Regions from separate parts of the Mus musculus genome. Here region 2 is linked to region 1. Evidence: chromatin loops called from intact Hi-C (ENCODE). Cell type or tissue: left cerebral cortex. All regions are shown on one strand.

Region 1 (8,000 bases):
CCAGAACATGCTGTTTGTGCATAAAAGACACACAGCTGTAAGGCTCAGGGTTGCATGATCTAGGCAAGCTCTGCACGCAGCTGACAGGCAGCAATGAAACCTTTTGGGCTTTAAGAGTGTCTATGTGGTGGTCTCTGGTGGACTTGTCTCACCTCACTACTGCTCAGGACGCAGCATCTAGGTGGCTGTCCAAGAAGCTCTGGGCCAAGCCAGAGTACCCAGGGTTCTACCTGCAGTATCAAAGTGCTGCTCTCAACAGCGACACCCCGCCCCCCCCCCCAAGGAAAAGTTTCAACCACAGGGACAGCAGTAGAGTGACAAAGAAACTTACTCTCCAGGATGCCGGAATCACCGCTATTGGAATAATGTACCAAGGACCATACCATGCCACACACAGCATTATCAGAAGCCAGTGACTCAGTCAGACAGCAGGCCCTGCCTCCAAGCTACAATTAAAGGGGCAAACTACACTAGCTGGACCCTCCCTGGGGATCCCTCTGCTCACCCTGATGCCAGTCAATTCCTCCAGCTACAAGTCCACAGAGAAGAGACAGGGAAAGAAGGGAAGGGAAAGGCAGAGGAAGAGCTCTGCTCAGGAATGACCTAGGCTAGGTTACTACTGGTCAAGGCCACACTTCTGGCCGGTCTCCTCACTGCCACTGCCTCAGATCACTTCAATACCCCCCAGTCACAACTCTCGAACACAGTAAGGGAGGCTACATGTGGCCCTTCCTTTGTAAGTGGGAGAGCATGGAGTTGCCATGTAGAGTGCTTGGGCTATAGCTCCCTCTGTCCCTCTGACCAATCTGACCTGTTCTTTCCTCCCGAGGGATAAGAGCCACTTAAAAGAACCTGACTCTTAGCCCTCCACAGTCCTAGCTCAGGTCCTGTCACTAACACAGGTGGGAGGAGGCCCCACCTATCCCTTTAAATTGCTTTCCCAAATTGCTTGAGTAGCCAGGCACTTGAACCAGCTTTCTCATCCTCTGAGGCTACAAAGCTATGTCCCAGTCCCTGGGTGCTCAGCTCTCCTGGTGTCCCCACTGACTTCCCTCCTGCAAAGCTGCTGAGCTGGGGAAGCAACACCGATCTTGCCTGCACAGAAGCCAAACCCAGGGAGGCTCTTCAGCTATCAAGTAACAGGAGGGAGATGGAAGTAGGGCAGGTTCCAGCTGGGGTGGGGAGGAAACAGACCTGGGCCTGGGGGATGGGAGGCAGGGGCCATGGTGCCCAAGCCAGTTCCAGTCGGAAAAGAAAGCTGTACTGAGGCAGAACCCAAGATAGGGCCGTGGAGATATGGGAGGGCACCATTAGGGCAGAGCGCAGTCCGTAAGACCACCAGCCTGCAGCAGGCACTCTCTCAACGGACTGTATTCAGATCACACCAAGCCTCAGACTCACACACCCTTCCATGAAGAAAACAGGTATGTCAACAGACTAGAAAGGCCGTGGAGGTCACTGTCTGTCCAGTCGGCTCCTGACAACTGCCCACTAAATGTACACCTTTCCCAAGAAGGTCTACGGCTTTCAGCAGATTTATCCGAAAAGCCCTGACTTCAAAAGCATTAAGAACTACTGTTCTGCAACAAGGAGGCATAGAGGAGAAAAATATAAAGGCAGAGGGTCAAGGAAAGAGATCAGAGACATGCAGGTAGGAAGTGACAAACAGTCAGAGAACAGAGAACAGGGACTGGGGCGGGGAAGAGTGGGAAAGAGCCTGACAAGTGCTCTACCTGCGCGAGCACACTGTCACCCAGTGTCACCATTGGGAAGCTGCTCCTGGTGCTCCTGGCTCCAAGAGTAGGCTCACAGGGCAGAATGGAGGCCAGGCTCCGTGCTCAACTAGACAGGCAGCACCCCATCCTCGGCCTAGGCTAACTCGACACTGCCAGCCTTCCCTCCGCCTTCTGGTTCTGCCATCTGCGTGCCAGCTTCACTACCCGTGGTCTAAGGAGAGTCTGGACAGTCAGGGGCTCTGGGTCTCCCAAGGTCGAGGACCACCACCACCCCGGGCTGAACTATTTCTGGTACAAAACTCAAAGTTTGGAGGGAGGTAACTGTAGCCCCTCTGACGGAGGTGCCTACACCCTGCTACATAACCCGCAGAGGATTGTCTCCAGACCCCCATGCCACAGCATCAGGCACGCACCAGAAAAGTGCCTTACCTTGGTGCGCCCATTGATGACGTAGTTGCCCAGCCGCCCTGCACAGTGGCGGATTACTGCGTCCACGTGAGCCATGAGGGCACCAATGCTCCGGCAGCCTGGCTCGTGACCTTCTACCCAGGCAATCTGGTCCCCACGAATGCTGCGCGGTGGGATCGCCCGCTGGCTCACTAGTTGCCCATCACGAAGACGCCCGCCCCACTTCAGGGCTTCCACCTCAGCCAGCACACGGCCACCCAGTACTGCCCCCAAGAAGTTGTCCTTGACACAGATACCATAGTACCGCATGCAAGGCACAATATAGTCCAGGGCCAGGCGCTCAGGTGCAGAGGGCTGGACTTCCTCCCTCAGCCTAGCACTTGCCTCGCCACTGCTACTGGTAGTGTTGCTGCTGCTGCTGCTGCTGTTGCTGGCACCGCTGTCACAGCCCATACCACTTTCCCCCTTGGCCTCCTGGTTCTCTTGCCTGGCCCACGGTCGCTTGCTGGGTGAAGGGGCATCCCCACCATCCTTGGCCCACTTCCGTTTGGGGGCCTCAGGCCGGGCACCCTGGGCCGCCAGTCGCTGGCACTCCTTGGTGACCAACGCAGCAGCACCTTCACTCTGCAGTGGCCAAAGCTCACCACCATCCTGCCCACCAAAGCCCTCCCGCAGGGGACTGGCAGTGGTCGTAGTAGCAGTGGCTGTGGTTCTGGGGGTCCCATTGCCAGCCGAGGCCTCCCCAGATGCTCCTGGACGGTGATAGGCCGGGAGCAGAGGGCAGGGCAGGTAACTCTCCACCCCCATTCTGGCTCGGCTAGACTCCAAGGACTCTGACACAGACCCTGGCAACTGAGGGAGAGCTTGATTCAGGGCCTGCGGCTGGCACGGGCTGTCCATGGCAGCAGTGTCTTCATCCCCCGGGCATGGAGGGCACGGCCCGGGCCCATGGTGCCACCCTCCTCCGCCTCCTCCTCCTCCACTTGATGCAGCCCGGGGCCGCTGGGCCTCGTGTGGGGCAGGGTGAGGCAGGGCAGGCAGCAGGGGCTCCTCTAGTGCTCTGGGGGTGCTCGCTGGTCCCCAAGTCCACAGTTGTCTCTAGGAGCTTGAGAAGGGACTGATGGGGGTGGCTGGAAAAGAGAAAAGGAAGAACTTAAAAGAAGTCAAGAGACGAGCAGGTGGGAAGGGGTGGGGATGGTACCAGCAGGAAGTAGATGACAGACTGGGCCACAACAAACACACACGCACACAGGGAGACAACATGGGGCATATAACTTGGGAATTTGAGAGGGAATGTCTGGCATAAAGAGTAATAGAGAGAAAGTGCAGAGAACGTTGCATGACGGCCCAGAGAGGAAGGTGATAGGGAGACAGATATCTGTGGACGAAAAGCGACGATGCAAGTGGAAAATACAAGGTACCTGCCTGAGGTTTCTATAGAGACTCAGAGAGATGAGGAGGGAGGAGACACAGAAAACGGGAGTGTGGAATCTAGGGTAAAGTCAGGGTTGTGGGGAACCAACGGGCAATGCCACCGCGCAACATTCGCGGGAACCTAATCGCCTGGGTGGAAGATTACGAGCCAGGGCAGGCGGGGAAAACCGGGAGTCCAGGGACAAAGAGAACAGGGAGAAAAACAAGACGGCAGGGGAGCGGGAGGGCCGGTGGGGTCGACCTGTGCCCTACGGGAGGAAGCCTACTGGGGCCCGACACACACCCAGCCGGAAGGGAGGTCCTGCCAGACGGACGGACTGACGGAAGGGAGCCCGAGAGCAGAGTCCGACCCGACTGCCTTCCTCCCAACCCCCTCCGCCAGGACCCAGGGGCCGCGGGACGCCCCGGGTGACTGAGGCGGGGCCGCCTCGGCCCGGCCCCTCCCCTTGGTGGTTATTGCGCGCTCCCGTGGCCCCCAATGGTCCGCCCCACCGCGCCGGGCGCGCGCTTCCTTCCCCACCCCCAACGCCCTAGCGTGGGGTCGCTGCCGCCCGCGCGCGCTCCCGCCTCCAGCCCCGTCGCCCGCGCCCGGCCACCGGGCCTCAGACTCCTTCTCCTCCCCGGGTCTTTCCCTTCGCGCGACCTCCTCACCGAGCTTTTTCCTCCGGCCTCGGCGCCGCCGTTTGTGCCAGCCGCCCTGCGCTTCGCAGCGCGCCATACCCCGCCCCCCACCGCCCGCGACGCCCCGCCCCCGCCTCGCCCGCTGGGCACGTGACAGCGGCCCGGCCGAGGAGACTGCGCGTGCGCGAACCGCACGTTGACAGGAGGCTTAGAACGCACTGCCCAAGAAGTGAGCTGGTCCGGGACGCGAGGCTTATTTGCATTATGTGCTCCTCCCCTTCCACGCGAAAGCAGACACGCAGGTTCAGTAAAAGGCGTTCTGTGAGTTCTCAAGACGGCCCCTTGGAGAGGGGTACAAAAGAGCAGTTTCACACAGAAAGGCCCACCCCTCGGAGCCAAAAGTGTCAGTGAACTTGTCAGCTGGGTTCTTGGCATTTGCTATGCAAATGTCTCATTTACATGGGCCGCTCCTGCACACAGCCCAAGAGTATATTGAGAAATGACTGCGCAGTTAGTTGGAAAGTGTATGTAAATTCCTACGTCAGTAATTTACATAAGCACTTAAAAAAAAATAACGGTGAGTACGGGACGTCCTTAGAGAAGCGAAACCGGGTAGAACAAATGAGCAAATGTGTACTATTTGCATGACCCGCTCCTCGCTGCTCCCTCAGGGCAACTGTGGGAGTCAGATTAAAGCAACCTGGGACAGACTCACAAAGAAGACATTTGCAAAACCCAGCTCCTCTGTAGCCCAAGCGGATTTTTTGTTTCTGTAGTGCTGGAGACTGAATCCAGAGCTTCACATGTGCGATGCAAGCGCTCTACCACTAAGCTACTCTTAATATTTATACCACCATTCCGGGGAGGGCTGTGTGGATAGGGTTATTTGAATGCCCGACCCTTTCCACCAACTCCAGGGCCTAACAAATGGGCAATAAGTGGGCTTGGATACTTGCTGACATTTTGTGAGAGCAGCTGAAGCTGTCCTGAGGGGGGCTGCACCTGTCTCCAGAAGGCTATGGCTATAAAGACATCAGGGTACATTAAGTATGACCAGGAGTCCGGGTTGCACAAGAACCACAGTGGCACATGGCGAAGAATGTTCGTGTTCGCAGGCACACAGACACACACAAAGAAACAAATCTCCATCAGTGCACACACAAACCTCAGGAGCACGTGTTTTTAGGAACACAGTGAGCCACCGTCCTAGTTTGCAGACATGAGGTGGTGTACACTAAGTCAAACCAGGCACAGACTCAAGACCCCCCCTTAGATTCCCAAGTCCTCGGTCTTGATGTTGCACACAACAGCAGCCTCACCAACACAGTCACCAGGCCAGAGACTACTCACATGCCACAGTGTCATACTGCCCCATACATGTCACACACAGGGATGTCATCGCTGCACACACCACCTTTGATGGATCGTGTACTGCCACTACCATGAAGCATGTACACAACCTGGGATGGGTACATTGTAATCCCAGCTCATGGGAGGCTGAGGCAGGGAGACCTCAAATTCCAGGTTAGTCTAGGCTATAACAAGGCCCTGTGTCAAAAAGGGGGGCTGTGTGTAGGAAAAAGCAAGGACATGTATACAATGACGAACTCTGTCCTCAATGAGTACGTGAGCCAGGATGTACCTACCCCAACTTGTCCCACAAACCAAGTCCCACCACCCACAAACAGGGGCTCCTCATGCAGAGGCCTATTCATAGCTTCCATTAGAGACCACTTCGGTTTCCTCATCTCAGAATGACAGAGGCCGAAACACAGGTGTAAACAATGCTTTATGGAGGACCAGGACAGGATGGAACAGGCCTCCAGGTAATAAATAACAGACTTGCAACAGCGGGGCCAGGCAGGAAGTTGGGGCCAAACGGCCCTGGTCTCAAGCTTTGGGAGTTCTTCAGGTAGGGTTTGGGGCTCAGGGGGACTAGAGTTAGCCAAGGCAGAGGAAGCAGCAGCAGGTATGGGGTCCCCTTTCCCCTGTGGCTCAATCTTGCCCCACAGCCAGGCCCCACCAGGCCAGCGAAGGGGGATGGGGGATGGAGTAACTTTTCTGAGACTGGGGCAGATTGGGGCCTGGCCTCTTGGGGCCTGGTTCTGAGCCCCAGCCTTCGGGCAGGGCTGGTCCAGAAGAACAGGTGAGCTGAAAGAGAAGGGCATTGTGACCTGGAGGGTCCGAAGCTGGTCTCTAGACGTCTTCCTGGCCTTTGTCTGCCTGGACTCTTTTATTTTTATTTTTATTTTCCAGACCGTGCACTGTCTGACTCTGTTGTCCCTCTGCAGGTTATGTGGGGGACTCATTCTCCAAACACAGCCCTGTACAGGTTTGCATCTGTACAGGAGCATTTCGGTACCTAACTACCATGGCCCTTGCCAGGCGGTGACTCACACATGATATTCGGGACTGGAGAGGTACAGGCAGTAGGATGGTGAATTTAAGACCAACCTGAGCTACAAAGTGAGATCCTGCCGGGCAGTGGTGGTGCACCCCTTTAATCCCAGCACTCGGGAGGCAGAGGCAGGCGGATTTCTGAGTTCAAGGCCAGCCTGGTCTACAGAGTGAGTTCCAGGACAGCCAGGGCTACACAGAGAAACCCTGTCTCGAACCACCCCCCCAAAAAATGAGATCCTGTCTCGAAAGCACAAAACATGGGGGGCGGGGGGGGGGGAGGTAACTAAATATATGCCTCCACGTTTGTAAATTTCTGTGTCCCTTTTCACCCCTAATGGTCCAGGCTAGGCCTCGTTCCAATGCTTTTCACACAGGAGAGAGAGCAGAAGAGTGGTCACCGCTTTGACTGCTCACAGCATTACCTAGATGTTTCTAGGAATTACCTAAGGTAAATTCTGGGCATCAGTATGTTGTAAAGCTCCCCAACTTATTCTAATGGGCACTATTTCCAGAGAGGGAAGTGTTGGTAGGCCCTGACTAACTTTCTGTCCCAGTGAAGGCAAATCAGAAAGCGTGGTGGTTCACGCCTATAATCCCAGCATTTAGGAGGGCCTCAAGTTATAAGCCTTACATAGTCTAGGGGGAGGGAAAGGAAGGGAGGGAGGGAGAGAGGGAGGGAGGGAGGAAGGAAGGAAGGAAGGAAGGAAGGAAGTAAGGAAGGAAGGAAGGAAGGAAGGAAGGAAAATAATGAAAAGGAAAGGAAATCGTGGCTCAGTTGATTGTGCTTGTTTGGCCTGTGTAGGCCCTGGTTCCATCTTCAGCACCTCATAAATGCACTACTGCCGGGCAGTGATGGCGCACGCCTTTAATCCCAGCGCTTGGGAGGCAGAGGCAGGTGGATTTCTGAGTTCGAGGCCAGCCTGGTCTACAGAGTGAGTTCCAGGACAGCCAGGGCTACACAGAGAAACCCTGTCTCAAAAAAAAACAAAACAAAACAAAAGACAAGGAATCTGAAATCAAGGTCACCTGTGATTACACAGCAAGTCTGAGGCCAGTCTGGGCTACACGTCTCTGGGAAAAAAAGAAAAAGAAAAAAGAAAAGGGCAGAGGGGGAGATATTCTTATAAAATTTTTAAAATAAAAGAAATTATCAGGCTGGACTTGATCACACACCTTTCATCCCTTCACTAGGGAGGCAGAGGCAGGTGGATCTCTGTGAGTTCAATGCCAGCCTGGTTAACAGAGCAAGTTCCAGACAGCCAGGGCTATGTAGAGAAAACCTGTCTCAAAAGTAATAAAAGACCTGTTGGTAACCAGGTATGGCAGTAGAAACTTATAATCTCAGCACTTAAAAGGCTAAGGCAAGAGGACTGATGCAAGTCTGAAGCTATCCTGGGCTAT
Region 2 (8,000 bases), 65 kb after region 1:
CGCCCCCGGCTACCAAGTCATCCTCAGATTCATCAAAAGAGGAGGCAGAAGAGAAGCCGCCAGTGCCCCCCTCAATCCGGGATTGGGGTCCCACCGGCTGGGCCTCAGGTTCAGGAGTCTCTGGGGTGATGATAAGGCGGGGCACAGGACACAGGGAGCTGCACTCCAGGTGGGAGCACAGGTTAGTCACCAACTCTCCAGGCTCTGATAAATCTAATGGATCATTTCCATTGGACTCCCCCAAAACGCTGTCATCCCGGAGGCCATCAGTGCCAGGTTGAGTCAAGGCACTCTCAGTGTCTTTTGAGGAAAAACCATCACTCCCAGGTTGTCTGCAGGCTGTCTGAGTACTAGGTCCTTTGAGAGAGTCATCAGTTTGGGACTCTATCCAGAAGCCGTCGGTGTCATGTGGAGTCCTGGAAGCATCCGCGGACAATTCTTTGCCGGAGTTATCAGCACTTGATTCTGGTGAGAGGCAGACTGGGTGAGTTTGGAGTTTGGACACGCCATGGTGGGTCCTAAGGTTATCAACCCTGGGCTTGTTGTCCCTCTCTGGCAGAGTCTGCCACATATCGGATCTGTCCAGTTCGGTCCAGGACTCATCAAACCCTGGTTGGGTACAGAGGCTGGCTCTCTTTGGCCGAGACTGGAGGTCAGATCTGTGAAGATCAGTTCGAAAGCCATCTGTCCAGGAACCGGCCATCTCCATCTCAACCAGGGGGCTGTTCCTTCTTGGATGTGTCTGGAGGTTGGACCCGTCTAGCTCCTTATTTTGCCTGGGCTTCTCCGACGCAACTACTAGGCCAGCTGCTTCGCACTCCGCGTGTCCATCTCCACAGGATTCTGCCTGTGGACCGTTCGGACACGGCGCAGGCTCGAGGTCGGTCCTCTCCGCCTCGGAGTGGAGGCTGGACTCCTCGATCCAGGCCCGGGGACCGCCCCCCTCCGGCCGTCCCGTCGGGCCACCTGCTCCCGGTCCAGGTCGTTGTAGTCCAGGCTGTCGCCGCCGCCCACCTCGCAGCGCCTCCAGCCCCATGCGGGCCTCGGCTGGCAGTGCGCCGGCCTCCGCCTCGCTCAGGCTCCCCCGGCACGGGCAGCGCCTCATACCCGCTCCCAGGGCCCGGGCTTTGGCCCGTCCGGCCCCTCCTTCCCCTTTAAAATCCTACGAGGGGTGTGGCTGGGGAGCCCCAACTCGTGGGTTCCGGCCCGCCGAGCTCCAGGCCGCTCGGATATGCAGGGGTTAACCGATACTCCACCTCCCAGGGAAAGCCCAAAACACGGCCCTCGCCGGAAGTGACGAGTTGACGAGTGTGGGGCGGAGCCTCGGATGCCACCGTGTGTCTCGCAGGGAACCAGCACTTGGCTTCTGATTCTGGTCAGGGTCTAGGTCGTGCGCCCCCGCGATCTTTCCCTACATCACTTACTCCGCCCCAGTAACAAGTTCAACCACGCACTCATTCAACATTCAGAGACAAGATGGACTTTCCAAAGACTTGAGACATCCCCACAGGCGTAAGTTTCAGTGCTTCCGCAGTCAATTCTCAAGCAGTTAGTTGCCTTCCCTTCCACTAAATCTCCCGTGAGAAGTCTGATGCATGGTGGTACAAACCTGTAATCCCAACACTTGGGAAATGGAGAGTGGAGGTTCAGAGGTTGTCATCCTTAGTTCCATGGCCAGTTCCTAGTCAGGGGTAGTCACACACGCACACAGAGGAGACAACTTGATGGTACAGCTTTTTATACCCGCACTCTGGAGGCAGAGGCTAACGGATCTATGTGAGTTCTAGGCCAACCTGGACCACATAGACCCCCCATCTCAAACACTCCTCCCCAATACACACAAAAGGGGAGGGGAATGAAATGACAGCAGGTCTGCCAAATCTGATGTCCTGAGTTCGAGCCCAGGACTGCAGAGTGCGAGATTTGTGGATAAATAAATTTATATGTGTTTGTTTTCAAAGAATTCCAGGGCTAGCCGGGTATGTGCCCTACACCGTTAATTACTGTACTAAGGAGTCAAAGGCAGGCAGATTTCTGAGTTCAAGGCCAGCCTGATCTACAAAGTGAGTTCTAGGACAGCCAGGGCTATTACACAGAAACCATGTCTTGAAAAACAACAAAACCCGGGCGGTGGTGGCGCACGCCTTTAATCCCAGCTCTTGGGAGGCAGAGGCAGGCGGATTTCTGAGTTTGAGGCCAGCCTGGTCTACAGAGTGAGTTCCAGGACAGCCAGGGGCTATACTGAGAAACCCTGTCTTGAAAAACAAACAAACCAACAACAACAGGGGAGAGAGAGAAAGAGAGAGAGAGAGGAAGGAAGGAAGAAAGAAAAAGAAAAACAACAAAAACAGTCTCAGGGCTGGAGAGATGGATCTGTAGTTAAGAGCCATTAGTCGCTCTCTTGAAGAATTGGGAGTTTGGTTTCTAGCACCCTGAATGGGGGTTCACAATCATCTCTAACCACAATTCTAGGGCATTGAACACCCTCTTGTGGTTTCTTCAGGGCATGCATAGCATGCACAGACATTTGCAGGCAAAATTACCCGCACACATAAAATTAAATCTTTTTAAGGCTGGCAGGGTGGCACACACCTTTAATCCCCAGTACTCAGGACAGAGGCAGACAGATCTCTGTGAATTTATGCTAGTTCCAGGTCAGCCAGAGCTACATATAGAAACCCTGCCTCGAATAATAAAGTACATAGGTAAGACCTTTTTAGGAAAGAATTCCAGGGCTGGAGAGATGACTCAGTGGTTAAGAGCACTGACTGCTCTTCCAGGGGTCCTGAGTTCAATTCCCAGCAACCACATGGTGGCTCACAACCATCTGTGATGAAACCGGATGCCCTCTTCTGGTGTGTGTCTGAAGACAGCTATAATGTACACACATAATAAATAAATCTTAAAGAAAAGAATTTCAATGTTTAAAACAATGAAGAAATCTCATGTCTAAACCATGGGTGATGGCACACTCATATAATCATATTACACAGGAGGCAGACACAAGACATTCTTATGTTTCACTAGCCCAACACCAACCTGGCCTACATGATAAGAGCCAATCTCAAAAAACAAGAGCCTGGGTTTTACATGGGCACAAGGTCTTGGGTTTAAAAAAATTATTTATTATTATACATAAGTACAGTGTAGCTGACTTCAGACACACCAGAAGAGGGCATCAGATCTCATTGGGGATGGTCTCTGGAAGAGCAGTCAGTGTGCTTAACCTCTGAGCCATCTCTCTAGCCCAGGGTCTTGGATTTTTGTTTGTTTGTTTGTTTTTGTTTTTTTGTTTTTTCGAGACAGGGTTTCTCTGTATAGCCCTGGCTGTCCTGGAGCTCACTTTGTAGACCAGGCTGGCCTCAAACTCAGAAATCCGCCTGCCTCTGCCTCCCGAGTGCTGGGATTAAAGGCGTGCGCCACCATGCCTGGCAGGGTCTTAGATTTTTAAATAAATAAATGAAGATGATTTCATGTCTAGAGGACTTATGTTCTAGGCTCTGACACTAGATCATTACCTCAAGGTTGGTTGGTTCTTTAATTACTTATGTGTACATGTGTGCCTGTGCAGGTGCATTCAGGTGCCTTTGGCGACCAGCAGGGGGCATCAGATCTGGAGTTGAGCTTACAGGTAATTGAAGCTACCTGGACACTAGGAACTGAACTCGGATCCTTTGGAAGAAAAGCAAGCATTCTTAACTGCTGAGCCCCAACTCCAGCACCTTGGGGGTTTGTGTGTGTGTGTGTGTGTGTGTGTGTGTGTGTGTGTGTGTGTGTGTGTGTGTGTGTGATAGACTTTCCCTGTATTCTTGGCTGTCCTGGAACTCACAGAGATCCTCCTGCCTCTGTCTCCTGAGTGCTGGGATTAAAGGCCTGTGCCATCACCACCTGATACCTCTTGTTTTCTAATGCCGAGGCTCACACATGCTGTATCACTGACATATACCTGCAGCTCCATGCTTTCCTCTTATTTATTTTGAGGTAGGGTCTCAAGTAGCCCAGTCTAGCCTCAAAACCAAGGATAGCCTTAAATTCTTGCTTTCCCCGCCTCTTTCTTCCAAATGCAGGGATTATAGACATGCACCACCATGGCTGCCTTCATGATCCCAGTGTACCAGGGAGAGCTTTGAGTTCAAGTTCTACCCTTTCCTTGCCCTTGTTTATGTCATCTGCAATGAACTCAGATACATGGAGTTTGTGGTGCGAGGCCACTGTGAGCAGTGGCCCTGTGGGATTATCCACTGAGGTGATTTTTCAGCCTGTCCCTTATGGCAAGCAGCCTGCAGCTCCTGAGTCAGACCCTCACCTTTGGAAGAGGACTGGAGGTGCTTTCAATCTTGAAATTGAGTCACCCATTGGAGGGACATTGGGCACAGGCCCAAGGTTTCAGGATGAGTCATCTCTTCATAGGCTAATAAGAAGTCAGATACGGGAACCCACCTCAGACATCATACAAGTTAGAGAACATGAGGTCCAGAGAAGGAGGAGGGCTCTTCTGAGGTCACACAGTAAAGGGACAGACTTTCCCAACAAAGGGGGTGGGGCTAGACAGCGACAGTAGGGTGCCGTGAGGAACACATCTCTTCAATTGTGGGAAAGATGTCCCAGCCACCAGCTGTTTCTATTCCAGACAGCAAGAGGAGTGAGTCAATTTTCTCTCATGCCAAGGCTCCTGACTCAGCGCTGGGAATCTTGACTGAGTGTGTTCTGGGAAATGTCAGGCCTTAAGGAAGCAGGGTTCCCACTGAGGGCCATCTCCTAAGTAGGCAGAGTGGAGAGTAGACTGCAGGAGGGAACACCGGCACAGTATGCCGCCAAGGGGAGTCATGGTGAAGGCAGAGAAGAGTTCCTAAGCAAGGCAGTGGATTTATATGTGCCAGGAAGGAGGCTGGGTGCCAGGACGTGGGTGTTGGTACAAAGTGGAGAGGCTCCATGTGCAAGGGAAATGTTTGCTTGGAAGAATATGTGTTTAAAGATTTCTGGGGTTGGGGCTGGCGAGATGGCTCAGCGGGTAAGAGCACTGACTGCTCTTCCAGAGGTCCTGAGTTCAATTCCCAGCATCCACATGGTGGCTCGCAACCATCTGTAATGGGATCTGATGCCCTTTTCTGGGGTGTCTGAAGACAGCTACACTGTACTTACATATAATAAATAAATAAATCTTAAAAAAAAAAAGATTTCTAGGGTTGTGGCTCAGTGGTCAAGAATCGTCCCTGGAATGCACAAGGCCCTGGATTCGTGCATCCGTGGTGGCAGGGGTTGGGGGAGGATGTCCAAATACATAGGATAGATTTTGAGCTTGGCAGGCGGAAATGTAAGTGGATATAATGGTTCAGACCTGCAATTTCAGCAGGTGGGAAGTGGACGCAAGAAGAGAGAGACAGAGAGAGAGACAGAGAGACAGAGACAAAGAGGGACAGAGAGGGACAAAGGAGGGTAGAAGAATTCTGTCAAGAAGGACCATTGGTCAGTACAATGAGCTCACGTGCGCACCGACTAACACAGAAGACCCACAGAGCCTTAGCCTAGGTTCCACCCCTTGCCACGCCTCCTCAGCGGGGTGAGTTTTTGCAAACGTCGGCGAGCTGCTGTGCTACCATTGGCTAGCTGATCAAAGGGGGCGGGTGTGCGGACGTTCCCGGAAGCTTAAGAGGCCCAGCGGGTGCTAGACCTGGAGCCTAAACCTGGTGGACTGGGTGCTTAGCAACGGGGGAGGTGCCCCGTAACGGGGTCGTAACGGGGTGTCTAGGCAGGGGGCAGCACAGGAATTGTGAATGCTTAACAGCCCAGGGTAAGGCGATGCCTAGCAACGAAAGGGGCGCTGAGAAGTAGAGAGTTGTCCTGGCGGCTCTGTGGACGTCTAGCAACGGGAGAGAACCTTAGCAACAGCGAGGAGTTTTGTGGGGATTGGGGAGGCGCTTATGGAAAACTTGAGTTCTTAGCAACGTGGGCGGGCTGGGGGGGGGGGGGTAACTAGAAGAAACCTGGAAATAAAAGGGGAAAAGATATGGGGGTTAGGGGGGCTTTTCCAACAAGAGCGCAAAGCAGGAGGCCCAGTACTGTAATCCTTATTATTTCTTAGGCAATGTGGCTGGAGCTAGGTGCCATGCTGCGCAGGACCTGTGGACCGCTGGGCAGGGCTGTTCGTCTGCCCTGTGGGGGGGCCCTAGGACCTAGGCCCCACTGGTGGGTAAGAGGCTGAGGAGGGGGCCTCCAAGGAAAAGAGGTTGAGGGAAGGGGGGTGGGGAGTAGGTAAAATGATGTAGATGGGTCTAAAAAGGATTAGACCTTCATTCTTTTAAAATCCACTTCTCTGCAGGGGCCATGTAGGAGTTGCTTGGCCCAAAGTGTTCATCAAGACCAGCCTGGAAGAGGCCTCAGTGAAGATGACATTCGCAGGGCACGGGAGGCCCGGCTCAGGAAGGCACCCCGGCCCCAGGTATCATTGCTTCCTCTTCCCCCTCCCCCATGATAGTCTGAGGAAAGTGGCAGCAAGTCTGCAGGGCTTTTCTGCCATCTTGTCCACCTTCCCTACCTCACACCTCTCCTCTTTCTCAGCTGAGTGATCGCTCTCGTGAACGCAAGGTGCCTGCCTCCCGCATCAGTCGCTTGGCCAGCTTTGGGGGTAGGTGTGACCTCGATCAGAGAGAACATTTACAGGTGAAGCAAGGGAAAGGGTGAATCAAAGACAGGGTTAGGAGGGAGAGAGAGACAAGGAAAAACAGAACGTAGACCTTACTGTTTATTGAGAACCTGATGTGAGCAAGGTCTTGTAGGCTAGGCCTGTGTTTATTTCTTCTATTGATGGAGGAGTGGGGGCTGAGAGGTGAGGTGGCAGGACTTTAGGTTCCGCAGCAAGATTGTTCAGACATGTATGAAACAAAAAGTAATGTGTTGCAACCAACCCTCCAAAAAGGAAAGGAGGTGGCCAGGACACCCACCTGGAATTTCAGCAGTTGGGATGTAGGTAGGAGGGAACAGGATGATCAAGGGTTCAAGGTCATTCCTGGCAACATAGAGAGTTTGAGGCCGCCTGTACTACATGAGACCCTGTTTAAAGGAGAGAAAGGTAAAGAAGGGAGAGAGAAAGAGGGAAAGGGCCATTGTAATCCCTGTTCTTGAGAAGCTAACACCGAGAGATTGAAAAGCCAAGCCTGGGAGTGCATGGCTGGAGGCTCAGCTGCCTGCTCGGTTACTACTGTAGGACTGCTTGCACTCACAAATTCAAGACCAGCCTGGCATCACAGACCTTGTCTAGGGAAGAAGGAAAAAGAGAGAGAGGAAAGAAAGAAAATAGCATATAAGAAAATATAATGGGCAGTGGTGGCACACGCCTTTAATCCCAGCACTTGGGAGGCAGAGGCAGGCAGATTTCTGAGTTCGAGGCCAGCCTGGTCTACAAAGTGAGTTCCAGGACAGCCAGGGCTACACGGAGAAACCGTGTCTCGAACACCCACCCCCACTCCCCAAAATATAAATGTTGAATATGGATACATACGTGTTTTTGCTTGTTTGTTTTGTTTTGTTTTTCTAGACAGGGTTTCTCAGTATAGTCCTGGCTGTCCTGGAACTCACTTTGTGCTGGGATTAAAAATAAATAAAATACAAATAAAAAATAAATAATTTTTTTTTTTCGAGACAGGGTTTCTCTGTATAGTCTTGGCTGTCGTGGAACTCACTTTGTAGACCAGGCTGGCCTTGAACTCAGAAATCCGCCTCCCTCTGCCTCCCGGAGTGCTGGGATCAAAGGCATGCGCGCACCATGCCCGGCTCATACGTGTTTATACACATATGATTTGTTTGTTTTTGAAGCAGAGTCTTACCATGCAGCCCTAGCTGGTCTGCAGCTAGGCCGGCCTGGAACTCAGAGATCTGCCTGCCTCTGTCTCCCGAGTGCTGGGATTAAAGGCCTGCACCACTGCACACTCCTAACACTCCCCAGCACAAACATGCTTTTTGTGATGATATCTCCTGTAACCTGGCCTGGCCTCAAAGCCCCA

Evidence for each region. A loop is a pair of places that touch in the nucleus more often than their neighbours do. Peaks named below come from ENCODE experiments on the same cell type or tissue, not always from the same donor. Only the 100,000 strongest peaks of a DNase experiment are listed, where the experiment ranks them.
Region 2: it touches region 1 in a loop (4-fold over the local background); 12 of 42 quality-filtered maps call a loop at or near these places.

The regions. Positions count from the first base shown.
Region 1 is chr7:27,162,455-27,170,454 of GRCm38, forward strand. It overlaps Egln2 (egl-9 family hypoxia-inducible factor 2), which reads right to left and starts at 4,348. Exons shown (of 6, transcript NM_053208.4): 1 at 4,230-4,348; 2 at 2,166-3,274. The coding sequence starts at 3,044. It overlaps Rab4b (RAB4B, member RAS oncogene family), which reads right to left. Exons shown (of 8, transcript NM_029391.2): 8 at 5,979-6,350. In left cerebral cortex, a CTCF peak has its summit at 4,537; DNase peaks (open chromatin) are centred at 1,211, 2,230, 3,038, 3,985 and 2 more places; H3K4me3 peaks cover 4,757 bases; H3K27ac peaks cover 4,265 bases.
Region 2 is chr7:27,227,383-27,235,382 of GRCm38, forward strand. It overlaps Itpkc (inositol 1,4,5-trisphosphate 3-kinase C), which reads right to left and starts at 1,235. Exons shown (of 7, transcript NM_181593.3): 1 at 1-1,235. The coding sequence starts at 1,105. It overlaps Coq8b (coenzyme Q8B), which reads left to right and starts at 5,631. Exons shown (of 15, transcript NM_133770.2): 1 at 5,631-5,791; 2 at 6,083-6,190; 3 at 6,320-6,439; 4 at 6,559-6,625. The coding sequence starts at 6,086. In left cerebral cortex, CTCF peaks have their summits at 1,046, 2,510 (motif pointing left), 3,572 (motif pointing right) and 5,777; DNase peaks (open chromatin) are centred at 126, 1,258, 4,715, 4,836 and 1 more place; H3K4me3 peaks cover 3,444 bases; H3K27ac peaks cover 4,792 bases.